Linked DNA regions of Homo sapiens: region 1 is linked to region 2. Evidence: chromatin contacts called from ENCODE Hi-C data. All regions are on one chromosome and are shown on one strand. The core of a region is the stretch at or near the end of the contact, and the rest is flanking DNA. Distances in the headings are between cores, read along the strand shown. Region 1 overlaps ARMC9 (armadillo repeat containing 9). Region 2 holds the start of ARMC9 (armadillo repeat containing 9).

The links. A loop is a pair of places that touch in the nucleus more often than their neighbours do. Pooled maps may share reads with other maps.
Region 1: a pooled map shows a loop between it and region 2 (2.4-fold over the local background). The contact joins the enhancer-like site here to the promoter of ARMC9 in region 2. A Hi-C loop is called at or near these places in 2 of 50 pooled maps.

What each region holds. Positions count from the first base shown.
Region 1 is chr2:231,295,784-231,300,624 of GRCh38, forward strand. It overlaps ARMC9 (armadillo repeat containing 9), which reads left to right. Exons shown (of 25, transcript NM_001352754.2): 19 at 415-470. Among named protein-coding and RNA genes, the nearest start is that of MIR4777, 65 kb to the right of the region's middle. Within about 2 kb of position 1,433, at least 4 of the 41 ENCODE cell types and tissues checked have a DNase peak (open chromatin) inside an H3K27ac peak, as active enhancers do.
Region 2 is chr2:231,196,925-231,201,937 of GRCh38, forward strand. It overlaps ARMC9 (armadillo repeat containing 9), which reads left to right and starts at 1,707. Exons shown (of 25, transcript NM_001352754.2): 1 at 1,707-1,774. RefSeq lists a silencer at 1,513-1,852.

The DNA of each region.
Region 1 (4,841 bases), core at 183-2,682, 99 kb after region 2:
AGAAGTCTCTCTTTCCTCTCTGTGCCTCTCTGTAAAATGGGGGATAATAGTCAACAACATATTTGTAAGGATTAAGTGAAATAACGGGTATGGCAGAATCTAGCATGATGCCTTGAAATAAATATTTACTTACTTTTCCCTAAATTCCCCTAAAATTATATGCTGGCTTTTAATTTTCCCCATGCTACTATAATCATGTTCTGGTAAAAATGGAGAGATTTACTATTTAAAATTGCTTAGGATGATCTCAGACAGTGACTGAAATGGTTGTGATTAGGATGGTTAGGAGCATGATGACTTTGATGTAACCTCATTCTCATTAAGGTGTTTATGTCTCTGCAGAGGCTGACAGATTCTGTGGACCAAGGCTCCCACTGTTTATCCATTATTCATTGATTCTTTTTTTCTTTATAGAAGAGCTACCAGATGGTGTTCTTGAATCTGATGATGATGAAGATGAAGATGATGAAGTAAGTTGGAGGTTCTTGACACCACATAGAAAACCCATACCAAACTATTCTCTCTTTCCTGCCTTGACAAGTTAGTCCAGAAATGGAGATTTTTCATTCCTGCTACACTATTTCTCACAATTCTGAGGGTTGGCTAAAGCTCAGCTGGGTGGTGGTTCGGGTCTCACTTGGGGTCTCATGTGGGGAGCCCAGCGGCCATGTTTGAAGACTCCCACACTCATTGGGTTCACAGCAGAGACGCAGCATTGCATGTCATTCGAGTTTCATGGGAAGCTGAACAATGACCATTCTTCTGTGTGAGCTTTTGCTCTGAAGGGGCACGAGCCTCGGCCTGTCTTCCTCACCGGTGGGAGTGCTGGGCGTGTAGGCGCCTGGCGAGAGTCTCTGGCGTGAGGGGTCCTGGGTTTAGTTCAGAGCTAACGGAACTGACCAGTTTTCTCTGTTATTTGCATTCTTTTGACTTGTGTTTCCTCAGCTGTGAAAAATCTACTTGCCTGGTGTTTTAGAGCATGAAGGTTTAGAAGTTAATGTATGCGAGTCTCTGAAATGATGTAAAGAATGGTGACTCAGGGACTGTAGTTGGATTTTCAGATGACAAGATTTTACATGGTTTTCCTTCAGATACCTAGGAAGAAAAGACCTGTTGTCCCCTCTGGTCATCCTTGATTTGCCTGCCTTCATTTGCAGGGAGCAGTTACTCCTGCAGTGAATGCTGGAACATTTTCATCTATTTTGGGGGGAGCATTCACTGAAAAAGTGGATGTCAGAGGATGTTTTTTTGTTTGGAGTCGTGGCCTATCAGCTTGTAAAATGTGTAAAAGCCAGGTTTTTGATCACTGATGGCATCAGTTGGGAAAGAGGTATTTAAGAGCCCCTGCCAGAGAGGATCTGCTAAGATCTGCTGGGAGATGCTTCCTCAGCAGGCGGCCTCTGTGGCTGCCGTTTTCTTCACAGGCTGCAGGTGGCATCAGCGGGTACGTGCTCCTGCTGGCTCTTCCTGCCTTGTCCAGCAGTGCAGAGCTTGACCTCCAGATAGGGGTCCTGGCCCCTATCATCTTCTCCAGGCCCCTTTGTTTACAAAGGTGGAGGCAGAGGGAAAAACACCAGCTTGAGCTCACACAGAGAGTTGATGGTGGTAAAATTGGGTTTAGAACAGGAGTCGGCAGACACTTTGTGTAAAGGAAAAGATAGGAACTATTTTAGGGCTTGCAGGCCACACAGTCTCTGTTCCAACCACTCAATTCTGCCATTGTAACACGGTGGCTGTCAGCAGTACATAAGTGGCTGAACGTGGCTGTGTTCCTGTAAAACTATTTATGGACGCTAAAAATTTGAATTTCATACAATTTTTGCATGTCATTAAATATTCTTTCAAATACTTAAAAACACAAAAATCATTCTTAGCTGGCGAGCATAGGAAAGCAGGCACCTGACTCGTGGGCCATTGTTTGCCAGCCCCTAGGCAGTTCCCGGACTTGGGCAGCCTTCTCTTGATTATAATGAGTCACCACCTTTGTGCCTGGCCCTTCAATATCATTCTAAATGATAGTTTAAATTAATATTTAATTATTTGTTTTTAACAACTTTTTTTCATTGTGTCCTAAAGTTTGTCTCGAGATCTGTTTTCTTCCCTTCTTGTATCATCCCTTTGGGTTTTTCGGTTTGCTTTGGTTTTTCATTTTGCTTTGTTTTTGCTATAAATCCTGTTTTTATCTTATAAGGGAAAATTCATTTTGTTCAACTGTTCTAGTTAATGATGAGAACTCAATTTCTGGAAATTTCATTCTGAAAGCAATTGTCTACTGTAAATGAACAAATACAGAAGTCTTATAATTTTCTGGACTTTTGCTACTCTTTTAAGAGGTTGATGTTTGAAAATACTTGTGATAACTAGAATTTTCAGAAGATTTCTAGAAGAGGTTTAGTTGGAAAATTATAAGGAAAAGATCTGTCATTTGGGCCAAATGGGACTCTGTGATGAACCCCGGGCAGCAGATGGGGGCTCCTTCTCCCAGGTAAGCCTCACTGCGCATCACCGGTGCCAGCCGGGGCAGTCCGGGCACAGCCGGTCTTGCCTGGATTTTACTCAGCTTTCACCGGAGGCTAGCATTACGTTTATAACTGTCTTTCAAAGTTGGAGGGAAAAAAGAGAGTGACAGATCTTAGGCTAAAGAAAATTTCTAAGAATCCTTTGAGAAGTAGCACTGTTGTTGGAATGTGGTTATCACTTCCCAAGGTGACAGCTCTGAAGGAGACAGCAAAATTATTTGCAAGGTGTTGGAGTCATACCTTATCTTGCTTAGCAGTGTAAATGTTCTTTCATTTAATATTTAGACCCAAAACACAGAAAAATGAAACCACTGTTTTCAGTTAGCTGCTTAGCAACTCTAAAGATAAAATGGTTCTAATGGGGCCAGGCACGGTGGCTCACACCTGCAATCTCAACACTTTGGGAGGCCGAGGTGGGCGGATCACTTGAGACCAGCCTGGCCCACATGGTGAAACCCCATCTCTACTAAAAATACAAAAATTAGCTGGTTCATGGTGGCGTGCGCCTGTAATCCCAGCTACTAGGGAAGCTGAGGCACGAGAATCACCTGAACCTGGGAGGCGGAGGCTGCAGTGAGCTAAGATCCTGCCAGTGCACTCCAGCCTAGGCAACAAAGCAAGACCCCATCTCAAAAAAAGTGGGGGGCTGTAGTGGGATGGGGCCTGAGACCAGGGTAAATTATGCTCACTCTAAATCACATTGAGCTGAAATCTGTGCGCTCACAACTTCCACCACTGCTATCCCTGCTTCACTGGAAACTCTCAAGAGAACCCCTGATGCAAAGTCTCGTTTTTCTCTGTAATTTATAATGACTTGATCTAATGTGCTAACCTAACAAAGTTATGTCTGAATATACATACGTTTATATACTAAAATTTTAAAAAAAATAAAGGTAGAGCTAGAAATGCATCTTCTGATTTATAGACTGTCTAGGATATAATGTCAAATAGAAAAAGGAAATCATAAAGTAATTTGACCAATAATTTCGGAAAAAGCAAATGTATAAAGACACAGGGCTATGGATTATGTATGTGCCTATGTAGCGGAAAGGTGTGGACATGTACGCCCTCTTTGCTGACATTATAAACTGCAAGGGGGGAATAGGAATAAGGAAGTTTGGGTGAAAAATGCAGAGAGGCCCTGAGGCTCCTCAAGAGAGAGAAGTGAGACTAGGACACGGGGTTTAGTGGCGTGGAAGTCAGTTGCTGTGCATTTTTGTGGGTTGATGGAGCAAAAGCGAAATGAATGGATTGAGGGCCAGGTGGGAAGTGAGAAAATGGCTTAAGAAGTGTATGCTGCTCCTCGCCCAGTCTGGCTGTGCACAGAAGAGCAATAGTGGCTGAAGGGGGCATTTTTGTTTGTTTTAAGATGAGAGAAACCTGAGCATGTTAAAATGCTGATGGAGTAGCTCCAGCCGAGAGGGAGAGCTGGAACATTCAAGGCAGGAAGAGTCTACAGGATGGCATTGAAAATATGGGTGTTTTCATTGTTTTCTAAACCACTTATACTTTCTTGGCCCACAAAGCCCCAGACCCATTTAAACCTCCAGAGAAACAAAACCATCATTAGATCAGCTTGGACAATACACCCCAGGGAATGGACAATGACAGCTGTTATTTAAGGATTCAAATGCATCTCATTTAGCACTTCAGAGAAATGTGTTACCTGATGCATTTATTTTATATGAAACAGACGTAATATGTTACAAAAGGGCTGTTGGTAAATCACTAAGCTTAGGAGCCTGGTTCCGTTGTTCTCACCCCCAGTGACTCAGGTTTCCTTACTATATATCACAGCCAGTTTCCTTGTATGGCTTCCTTAAGTAGAAATGCAAGACCTTCCTGTGCTATTCTAGAAGACTGATTTTAAGACAAATATTCTCGCCTCTTGACAAAATAGGTTTAAGTGCCAGGTGAGGTCAGCCGTGGACATTTACTTGCTGGTTGCCATGTAAGTGCCAATCGTATGCTCAGCAATTTCCTTCTATACAAAGTGCTCAGATCTAAGAGTTGCTCATATATTTACTCAACAAATATTTGAGGGCCTCGAAATAACACTATTGTAGGAACTAATGGGGAAGGGATGCAAAAGAAATCTAAAAGAGTATCTGTGGTTTAAAATACCTCCAAGAATTTCCAGCCTAGATAGGGAAGATCACAGTGATTCTGACAACAGCAGCTCCCGCCTGCTGGCAGTGCCGGGTGCCAGGCACTGTTCTAGGCGCCTTATGGGTGTTCAGTCATCTCCTCTTCTTAGCAGCCCTGTGGTAGGTGCTATTTTTATTCACATTTCACAGATGAAGAGACAGAGAGAAAATAGGT
Region 2 (5,013 bases), core at 457-2,956:
TGGAAGGGTAGTTCTTTCTGATAAGCTACTTCCCAGAACACAAAAGTGTGGAGGATTTTAGAAAACAAAAGGTTTGGGGGTGCGTGGGTGAGATTTCTTAACTGTGGCTGTTTTCTAAGAGCACACAGCTCAGGTTAATTACAACATTGTCAATCAGTAAAATGCTGAAAATATTATTCATCTCATAGATGTGGTGTGAGAATTAAAAACTTTTTTTTTTTTGAGACAGAGTCTCACTCTGTTGCCCAGGCTGGAGTACAGTGGCGTGATCTCGGCTCACTGAAACCTCCATCTTCCGGGTTCAAGGATTCTCCTGCCTCAGCTTCCCGAGTGGCTGGGACTACAGGCACATGCCAATACGCCCAGCTAATTTTTGTATTTTTAGTAGAGACAGGTTTCACCATGTTGGCCAGGCTGGTCTGAAACTTGTGACCTTAGGTGATCCATCTGCCTTGGCCTCCCAAGTGCTGGGATTACAGGTGTGAGCCACCGTGCCGGGCCTGGTGTGAGAACTAAAGAAAACAATCTATATGATTCACTTAGCACAATGCTGGGCACACATATAGGCTGCACGTTTTGCAAACAAAAATACAGAACAATATAACATCCTACATGCACAATAAAATGAAGCAGTTTTTGGGATTTACTTACACTAAAACATTATCTAAAATTTACATTTAACTGTGTGTTCTATATTTTGTCTGGCATCTCCCGGCATACAGTTGTGTTGACGATAAATATTATGGCCATGGATTGAAGATTTATTTTCAATCCATATTACCTGGACAGAAGATAGGGCTCTCTTCTACTAAATACAGCTTTTTTTCTTTTGGAAGACAATCCACTGGCAGGGTTGGGGACTGGGGAAGTGGTGGCCACAGCCCATCTTAGGGCTTCTTCAAAGGCGAGCTGACCTACCTTCTCCGTGCCCCATTCCCTGTCTCTGGCCCTGGTAGCCTCCTCCTTCTTGGAAGCATGGAGGTGGAAACACTGAGGTGGCAACGAGAGACTCCCACGGAATCTCAACGCCTGGAGGGGAGGGATTTTCTATCCATGGCCATCTCTTCACCCTCCAGCACAAAGTTGGGTGACTAGCAAGTGCTCATTCAGTGCTGATGAACTTCAGTTCAAAAGCATCAGGTGCAAAGAGAGGGAAGACGTGTGCTCCTGATTTATTTTTAATAGCCCACATTTGACATGGAAAACAAAAAGTTTCTCTGAAATCCTTGGAAACCGCTGCAGTGGGGCGGGACCCTGGTCCCCGGAGCTTTAATGCACATCTTGGGCGTCACTTTTGGTTCTAAGGTGGCCCCAGGTCCCTCCTTTAAGATGGGAATAACCATGCCTGACTCTTTCCCCACGGACACCACACTGTCCTAGTTTGTGTTCTCTACGCGACCACGAGCTCCTTGAGACAAGGGGTTGAGCCTGCTCCGGCTCATCCCGAGAGCCGGCGCAGCGACTGGCGCAACGAAAGGGAAATGAACGAATGAATGAACGAACGAAAGTGGAGTGGTGGAGAGGACCACAGAAGACGCGGTCATCCAGCGCGTGAACCTTCACCACTGCTGGGCTGTGGACCCTCACTTCCGCCGCCAGGAAGTTTCGGGGTCGCCCACCTTCCCTCCCAGGCTGCTCCGCGTCGGCGGCGCCCCGCGCGATTGGCTGCGCCGCCCCCACGTGACGCCGGGGTGGCGGCGGCGGTTGCCCGGGTGACGGCTGCGGAGGTGGCGGCCGGGCTGGGATAGCGCGAGTGTCCGCGGCCGAGCAGCAGGTAAGCGCGTCCCCGGATGCAGCCGGGCCACCCTCCGCCCGCCGTCCTGGTGCTGGGAGGAGCAGCGGTGCGTTTGGAGGGCCGAGGCTCTGCGGACCTCTTGTTCCGAGGAAAAACCCGACGCGCCCGCTCCGCCGCCGCCGGATGCTACCACTTCTCGCCTGCGGTCCAGGGATCTTTCTTCGGCAAGGGCCGAGGCGGCCGCCTGGACATCCCAAGAAAGGACAGGCCCAGCTGCTTCCCGCAAGTAGTCCCTGATCTTTGCTGCAGTGGGCCATACTTGGAGGGGGTCCCTCAAGCCATCCAGCTGGTGGTGGCGGCGCGAGCGGGTTATCCGGGATTTAGATCCCCCTGATAATCTCCATCTGCTAGCCGCGTTCCTGAGGCACCCAGTTGAAGTCCAGACTTCACCTAATCTTAGGAAAAACAGGATGCGTGCTATGCAGATTCGGCTTCCATACAAATCCCATAATCCCACCCGTTTGTGGGCCCTAAATCTTTCTTATATAGGAATTCAAAAGCTGCCGCTGCAATCCCCAAATGTAACTGGAAAAGTTTTTCTTAGTTTCCGCATAAAGGAGAGCACTGGTTCTCAAACTTGAGAGTGTGTAAAAGTCACTCAGGGAGCTTGTTTAAAAGGCAGATTTCTGGGCATGGTGCCTGCCACGGTGTTCAGTAAGACCAGGGTGGAGGCAGGAATTTTCATTTGCACAAGCGTGCCAGCTGATTCTGATTTAGGTGGTCCAGACTTTGGGAAATACTGTGTAGTGGTTCTTTTCAGCCGCTTAGTCACTTACTGTGGCTGTTGGGAGTGTGTCAGACTTCCTGGGCCTCAAATTGCCTCATCTGGAATGGGAAAATATAAACTATATTCACCTGTCAGGTTTACTATGAAGGTTAAATGTAAAACATTTTGCACATTGCCTGGCATACCATATACCTTCAATAAATGATACCTATTATGATATAAAAGTTTAGAGAAAATTCTGTAATTTCTTTTTCTTTTCCTTTTTTTGAGACGGAGTCTTTCCCTGTCGCTCAGGCTGGAGTGGAGTGGCATGATCTCGGCTCACTGCAACCTCCACCTCCTGGGTTCAAGCGATTCTCTTGCCTCAGCCTCCCTGGTAGCTGGGATTACAGGTGCAGACGCCACCACGCCCGGCTAATTTTTGTATTTTTAGTAGAGATGGGGTTCCACCATGTTGATCAGGCTGGTCTCGAACTCCTGACCTCAGGTGATCCGCCTGCCTCAGCCTCCCAAAGTGTTGGGATTACAGGTGTGAGCCACTGTGCCTGGCCAATTCTGTAATTTCTAAGAATGTTGAGTAATAGGATACCCAGCAGCACTCACATTCAATGACAGTTGATCACAGCAGATACTATTTAAACGGCTTAGGGAGGTCTACTCTAAGGAGGTGATGTTTATTAGGCACAGTGGTTAACCAGGTGAAGAGAGGGAAGAGTGTTCTAGGCGGAGAGAGTAATATGCGCAAAGGCCTTGAGGTTGGCCTCAAGGTTTCAAATTCTCAGAAACTCACTTTTCCCGTTCCAGGGCCTTTAAAATGACATCCCCTCAGCTCCGGCTTCATTTATTCATTATATGCCTTGAGTACCTTTCTTGCTTACTAGACACTCTGTTAGGTTCTGGGGATATGAAGTTGAAATACAGCTCCCTGTCTTTGTGAACAGGGTTATAAGAAGTGCCAGGTGCAGTGGCTCATGCCTGTAATCCCTGCACTTTGGGTGGGTGAATCGCTTGAGGTCAGGAGTTCAAGACCAGCCTGGCCAACCTGGTGAAACCCTGTCTCTACTAAAAATACAAAAATTAGCTGGGCGTTGGTGGCGGACGCCTGTAATCCCATATACTTGGGAGGCTGAGGCAGGAGAATCACTTGAACCTGGGAGGCAGAGGTTGCAGTGAGCCAGATTGCACCTTTGCACTCCAGCCTGGGCGGCAAAAGTGAAACTCCATCTCAAAACAACAAAATTAGCTGGGCGTCATGGCGCATGCCTATAACCCCAGCTACTTGGGAGGCTGAGGTGGGAGAATCACTTGAACCCAGGAGGTGGAGGTTGCAGTGAGCCGAGATCCCGCCACTGCACTCCAGCCTGGGCAACAGAGCTAAACTCCATCTCAGAAAAAGAAAAAAAAAAAAAAGCCTTGGTAGGGAAAGAAGGGAGGGGTTTTTCATGGAAGACTTCTTGAAAAGAGATTAAATCTGGCTTGGCTTAGAATCATGAGTCATGTTTGCCTGGGGGGGCAGAGCATACATCAACCACAGGCTTAGGATCCTGGAAGAGCTTGTTGCATGGGGGAATGGCCAGGAGTTCGCTGTTGGCAGGGTCCAGTGTGGGATTGGTGGAAGGGAGCAAGGAGAGGGATCAGGTAGGGGGAGGTGGATGGATTGGAGGCATGGTCCAGAAAAAGGCTGGAGAGGTGGGTGTCCCCCAGGAGCAGCTGCCTTTCTTCTCTCCCCTTTTGCATCTGGCAGGGCTGGTGTGGTGCATGGGGAGGTGTCCTCCCTGCTCCTCATTACTGCTTCCAGATCACTACCCACTCCTTCACAAACCCCAGCTCCTTTGAAGCACATGGCAGATGCCATACCCCTTGCCAGCCCTCCCTGAGGTAGCCACTTCCCAGGGCAAGTCTCTCCAGTTCCCTTGGAGCCTCCAGCACCCGGCTGGCTGCCTATCCCTTCATCTCTTTTACTTCACTTTTGGGGGTTTCCACATCCTGGCCCCTCCAGTTTCTTCATCCTCCTTACTTGCAGGCGTCTCTTTCCTCCATCCTCCTCATCTGCCCACTCCCGTGGTCGGGAGCTTTTTAGTACTAGTCACCTTCAAAGTCTTGCCTTCAGGCATCTGTCCCACTCTCTGCCCACTCCTTTCCATCTTTCACACTCACTGGAATGTGCCTCCTTCAGCAGGTCTCAGACCCCACTGCTTCCTCACTGCTCTGCAGCCGCCTTATGTGTGTTCCCCTCCCCCATTCTTAACCTGATTAGTTCCAGTGTCCCATCGTGGTTGTACTGTTTTCCCTTTCCTCTCTCTTCTAGAAGAACCTCTCACATTGGTTAACCTAACTCAGATAGCTGAAAGTGCCTGGAGAAGAGCTGCAAAACTGTGCAGACTGATTCCATTTTAGATTCAAGTGCAGAGATCTTAAATGGACTATAATACCAGCAACCCTGCCATGTTGCTGTAGTCGCTTTGGTTCCCACCCTCCCTTCCGTTCCCAC